2 separate regions of the Homo sapiens genome follow, and region 2 is linked to region 1. A link is a loop called in an ENCODE intact Hi-C map of the cell type or tissue named here. Cell type or tissue: endothelial cell of umbilical vein. All regions are shown on one strand. Links, peaks and the distances in the headings refer to the core of each region. The heading gives the core; the rest is flanking DNA. Region 1 has its middle 19 kb from the start of CCL1. Region 2 has its middle 14 kb from the start of CCL2.

Region 1 (2,917 bases), core at 325-2,824:
ATGGAAAGTGAGAAACAAGTAGTTCTTTGAAATTGATAGGACTATTAATCTTTTTGCATGTACTCTAATGTTTTATCACAATGATTTTCAATTCCAAAGGCTATCTGTCAAATAAAAGTTAAGTCAAACCTAAACCAACCTGTTAACTTCAGTAGAGATCTAACCTACTTGTGGATAATGGAGACTTAACAACCCCTATGTATGAATGAGAAGCTGTATGTATAGGTGTGTGCATATATAATAATGTCACATGCACATTTGACTTGGTGAGAGTCCCAGACTCAACCTCCAAGGGTCTTAAATAAGATTACACAGGAACCACAGTGTTTCACATGCCTGAACCTCAGCCCTGTTGTTATTCTTTCATGCCCTAAAGTGGAATATCTCCAGGTAATCTCTACCAATACACCGATGTCTGACCTTGGGACAAATCTTCCCAGAAAGAGGTCTTACTCCTAGGAATTAAGACGACACTTGATGGAAACAGTTGTCTGGAGTCAGCAGAGCCAGAGGCTGAGACTTTGGCTTTTCATGAATGAGCATTTTGAGCTCTGGCCCAAATAGTTACCATTGATTGAGAATTCGCTCTGTCAGGTGCTGTGGAAGATCCCCTCTATCAGTGGCTCTCAAATGTGAGAAGCATCAGAATCACTCGGGGTGGAGGACTTGTTAAAGAGATTACTGGGCCTCATCCCAAAACTTTAAGGCTCAGTAGGGCCCAAGAATTGGCCTTTCTAACAAGTTCCCAGCTAATGCGGAAGCTGCTGGCACAGTACTGAGAGCCACTGCTCTAACTACAAGCTCTCATTGCTCATGACAACTTTGCAAATGAGCTGCCTTAATATGACATCCTCTACCAAGGGGATAGAGAAATGGAATCACTTGGCCAGTTATTTAACCATCTTTGTTTCATTGTATGTAAGGGGAGTAATAAGATGATATTCTTCTCTTTCAAGAACTGTAGGTACTCACATGTACTCATCTCCCCAGTCCTAAGGTGCAGGGGGTGAGGAGGAAAGAGAGAGACAGAGATAGAGAGAGAGAGAGAGAAAGAGAAAGAGAGAGAGACTCCTCTACTGTGGAGACCAACTAACTGCCCTTTTCTTAGACTATGAATCACCTCCAGATGTCAGGCTTCTGTTTGCTGTTGTTTTCCTTAATTAGCGAAAATGAGCTGCCTCAAACGCAGCCTGCATGGTTTCTGCTGTCGCTAGGAATCCTCAGCAAAGTGACAGACATACACCGCTAGTGACTCTGCAGACCTACCAGGTTCTGTGGGCTCAGGCGTCCCACTCCCACCCCCGGCGCTGCATGGCTGAACTGGGGACAGGGAGGCATGCAGAACAATGACAGGAAACACCAGCTGTTCCATGAGACCTTTGACAACCTCCCCTTTCTGTGGGTCCCAGAGGGCAGGATTGACTCAGCATCTCCTAGCTGGGCACATGCCAACCCAAACTGTGTGATGTGGGCATGACAGGGGCTCTCAAGTCAGACATGCCTGGGTTTGAATCTTGGAGCTTCTACTTTGAAGCTGTGGAGCCAGTCTATTCTGTGCACCTCATCTATAGTATGGGGAGAATAATATTGACCTTCACTGGGTAACTGTTGGGGTTCAATAAGCCAGTATATAGTAACAGCATAGCTTGGTGCCCAACAGAGTGTTTCCTGGAACTTGATGAAATGGCTAAAAAAATTTTAAAGAAGAATAAAAGGGGCCAGGTGTGGTGGCTCATGCCTGTAATCCCAGTACTTTGGGAGGTAGAGGCGGGCAGATCACGAGGTCATGAGTTCGAGACCAGCCTGGCCAACATGGTGAAACCTCTACTAAAAATACAAAAATTAGGCATGGTTGCAGGCGCCTGTAACCCTGGCTACTTGGGAGGCCGAGGCAGGAGAATCGCTTGAAACCGGAAGGCAGAGGTTGCAGTGAGCCAAGATCGCACCACTGCACTCCAGCTTGGGGAATAAGAGCAAAACTCCGTCTCAAAAAAAAAGAACAAAAGGGTAAAAATAGACAGACACTTCCAGTTAAAACAAAAAAAATCCCAGAGGGGATTTACGTTACCAGATACCACAACTTGTTATGAGTTGTACGTCAATGCAGCGATACACAAGCTGACCAATAAAATGATATACAAAAGTCCAGGAACAAAAGCACGTATGTATAAAGCTATGTTATATGATATGGTTTGTGTGTCAGATTAATGGGGAAAGGAGAGACCATTCAAAAATTAGGCCTGGAAAAATGGTAATCCCTATCAAATAAATTAAATTGGATCCTTACATTACATGATATATAAAAATCAACTCCACATGGTTAAATGTTTAAAAAGTCTTTAAAATTTTTAATAGAAAATATTAATAGAAATATTTTTTAAATATTGGAGAATAGGGGTTTTTTTTAGTTTTAAAACTTTTAAATATATATATGTGTTTATTTATTTATTTATTTATTTATTTATACTTTAAGTTCTGAGATACTTGTGCAGAATGTGCAGGTTTGTTACATAGGTATACATGTGCCATGGTGGTTTGCTGCCCCTATCAATCCATCATCTAGGTTTTAATCCCCGCATGCATTAGATATTTGTCCTAATGCTCTCTTCCTCCCCTTTCCCCCGACCCCTGTGTGTGATGTTCCCCTCCCCGTGTCCATGTGTTCTCATTGTTCAACTCCCACTTATGAGTGAGAACATGCGGTGTTTGGTTTTCTGTTCCTGTGTTAGTTTGCTAAGGGTGACAATTTAACCTTGTGTCTTAAGACAGAGGAGTTTTGACTATAAAATAAGAGATTGATACATGTGTATTAAAATTGATTTTTCTTTCATAAAACGACAACTTGACTGAGGAGTAGGCTTGCTACATTATTTTGTTTGTTTTTATCTAGATGATATTAAAACTCAGAGTAATAAAT
Region 2 (2,917 bases), core at 249-2,748, 140 kb after region 1:
GGTGATATTAGTTTCTAGGACTTCTAGGAAAAAGAAAGCTGGAAAAGCCTTTGTCCCTCTCCTTCCATTTTCTGCAAAACAAACTGGTCTCCTATCTTGCTGGATGCTGGGTCCTTAGCTAGACTCTCGGGAAAATCCAGAGGTTACTATGACTCCAGACCCCTCACCCTTTGTTTGTGGCCTTTTCTCCAAGCTGACTAGAACTCAGGGTAACTAACATCCTATAAGTTAAGATACCACCCTGCCAACAGAGGGTGCAGCCATCTTGGGGAGGGTTGGCTGATATGAACATTGCATGGCATTGGCATCCAAACCTCGTTTTGCAAATTGATGATCCTAAAACACAGAGAAAGCAGTGACTTGCCCAAGGTCACAAAACAAATTAGTGACCAGGGATTGGGCTGGAACTTGGTGTCTAATTCCTTTTCTGAGAAGAAGCCTTTCCTCTGCCACAAGCTGCTTGGAGCATCAGGGGTCCTTGCTAAATGATTTGCAAAATCCCCAAGCATAGATGCTGGATAAATCTCTGGCAGTCACTCTTATTTTATACACTTTACCCTTAAAGAAATTGTCTGGTCACATACTTCTGGGTCACATGCTGGTCACAGGATGTGCAGAGCTCTTAAAAGACATGATTTCAGCCACCTGAAGCATTGATAAGGGAAACTGAAGCATGAACGTGTTAACTGATGGCCATTCACATGCCAGTCTCAAAGCTCCCAGGACACCTGTCTCTGCTCACAAAACTCTCTAAGCCGACCAAATAATCTGCTTCCAAAGAAAAACAATCATCAAGTTGCCTTTTCTATTATGATTATTATAACTACAATTATAATGATTTAGAGATAAGCTGCATTTTACAGTTGATCAAGCTTATTTGTCTATAATCTCTGATTTCTGGTCTTTACAACAGCCTGCCGTAACAGGCACTTTATTTTCCCTTTTGAGAATTGAGAAATAAGGTTCAGAGAAGTTAAACACTTTGACCAGGGCCACATAGATGGAAGATAATAGAATCAAGTCTCCAAATCTGGGGCATTTTTGCTATACTGCTGTCACACACAAACTCATACTAGTTAAATGTATCTGTAATAAGCATCTTCAATAGCCTTGCCTCTTTAGATCCTTACAGCAATTTTATGAAGTCGATTTCATTTTTCAGAAGAGGAAATTGAGGTTCAGGCCATAAGCAATTAAGTGGCTGAACTGGACCACAAATTCAGGGTATCTTCTACTACCCTGCCTTGCCTCCCATGTCTAGGTCCCCAGCACAACGGGAAAGTTCCAGCTGTGGCCCGGAAAGCCCTACAGGCAGAAAGCCAAGGCCAGGACAGCAGCCAGGAAGGACTCTGTTTCCTGCCCAGAGCTCTTCCTCCCCGCTGACTCCAGCTGGCCCTCTCTGAGCAAAGGAGGGGAATTTCTAGTCTGAGCAGAGTAAAGTTTTCTGTGACTCTGACTTCTTCAGGGCCTCCACTTTCCCTACAGGGAAGCTAGGGTAATAATAATAATAATAATAATAATAATAACCAACATTGATTAGACATTAGTGATGTCTTAGAGAAAGATTCATTATTCATTCATTCACTCATTCATTCATCCACCCATCCTTTAACAAAATTGGGTCTCTTCTGTGCAAGACATTATGCTAGATACTTGGGATACCAGGATTGATGAAACATGGTTTATGACTTCAGGAGTTGAATTTTGGTTCAGGAGACTGAATAGAAATGACAAGACTCCTAGATTCTTTCATCTACCCTACACTCCAAGTACAGTCCCTCGTTGCCCTCCTAATCTTTGCGTTCTTAAAACTGTTTTCCTGGATACCACAAGGTTCCTGGCTTGGTTCTTTGCCTACAATCTCACACCTCTAATCTATCCTCCACCCTGCTACCAAAAGACTGAAATGTGAAGCCAATTGTGCCATTTCCCTGCTGAGAACCCTTTGTTGGCTCCCCTGTGCCCTCAGCATGCCCGTCCAGAACTTGGCTGTGGCTTGGCCACTGCCTCCCTCTCCAGCCTCACCTCTCTTCTCTCCCCTGAGGGACCCTGCCTCCAGAAAGGCCAAACTGGTTGCAGAGAGTTTTATTCCCCTCCACCCACCAAAGGCATACTTCTGGATCTTTGCACGGTTATCTTCTTTACCAGACCAATGTCTACTTATCCCACAAAACCCTGGTCAGAAGGCCTTCCCCCTGCAAACCATGGCTGGAAAAGATGCTTTTGTTAATGATTGTGTATGTCAATTGGACTGGGCTAAGGAATGTCCAGATTGCTAGTAAGACAGTAGTTCTGGGAATGTCTGTGTGGATGGTCCCAGAAGAGAAGACAATTTGAATTGTCAGACAGTAAAGAAGATCACTCTCACCAATGTGTGAGGGTATCATCTAATCCATTGAGGGCTCAAAAGAACAAAAAGACAGAGTAAAGGGCAAGTTCACTCTCTCTTTTCTGGAACCGGGACATTCATCTTCCTCTGCCCTTGAACACTGGTGCTCCTGGTTCTCATACCTTCAGACTTGGACTGAGACTTACACCATTGGCTTCACTAGTGTTCAGACCTTTGGGCTTAGACTGAAACTACATCACTAGTTTTCTTGGGCCTCCAGCTTGCAGATGGCAAATTGTGGGACTTTTTAACTTCCATGATCACATGAGCCAACCCATCATAATAAATCCTTCTGTTTTTCTTTTCTTTTCTTTTCTTTCTCTTTCTTTCTTTCTTTCTTTCTTTTCTTTCTTTTTCTTTTTCTTTCTTTCCTTCCTTCTTTCTCTCTTTCTTTCTTTCTTTCTTTCTTTCTTTCTTTCTTTCTTTCTTTCTTTCTTTCTTTCTTTCTTTTTTCTTTCTTTCCTTCTTTCTTTCTTTCTTTCTTCTTTCTTTTTTTTTTTTGTTTTTTTTTCTTGACAGAGTCTCACT

The links. A loop is a pair of places that touch in the nucleus more often than their neighbours do. Peaks named below come from ENCODE experiments on the same cell type or tissue, not always from the same donor. Only the 100,000 strongest peaks of a DNase experiment are listed, where the experiment ranks them.
Region 2: it touches region 1 in a loop (5-fold over the local background); 1 of 110 quality-filtered maps calls a loop at or near these places.

What each region holds. Positions count from the first base shown.
Region 1 is chr17:34,381,207-34,384,123 of GRCh38, reverse strand. No RefSeq gene overlaps it. Among named protein-coding and RNA genes, the nearest start is that of CCL1, 19 kb to the right of the region's middle. In endothelial cell of umbilical vein, for the core only: no CTCF peak of the experiment used is centred there; a DNase peak (open chromatin) is centred at 1,393; H3K27ac peaks cover 1,597 bases.
Region 2 is chr17:34,239,657-34,242,573 of GRCh38, reverse strand. No RefSeq gene overlaps it. Among named protein-coding and RNA genes, the nearest start is that of CCL2, 14 kb to the left of the region's middle. In endothelial cell of umbilical vein, for the core only: no CTCF peak of the experiment used is centred there; a DNase peak (open chromatin) is centred at 1,313; H3K27ac peaks cover 2,394 bases.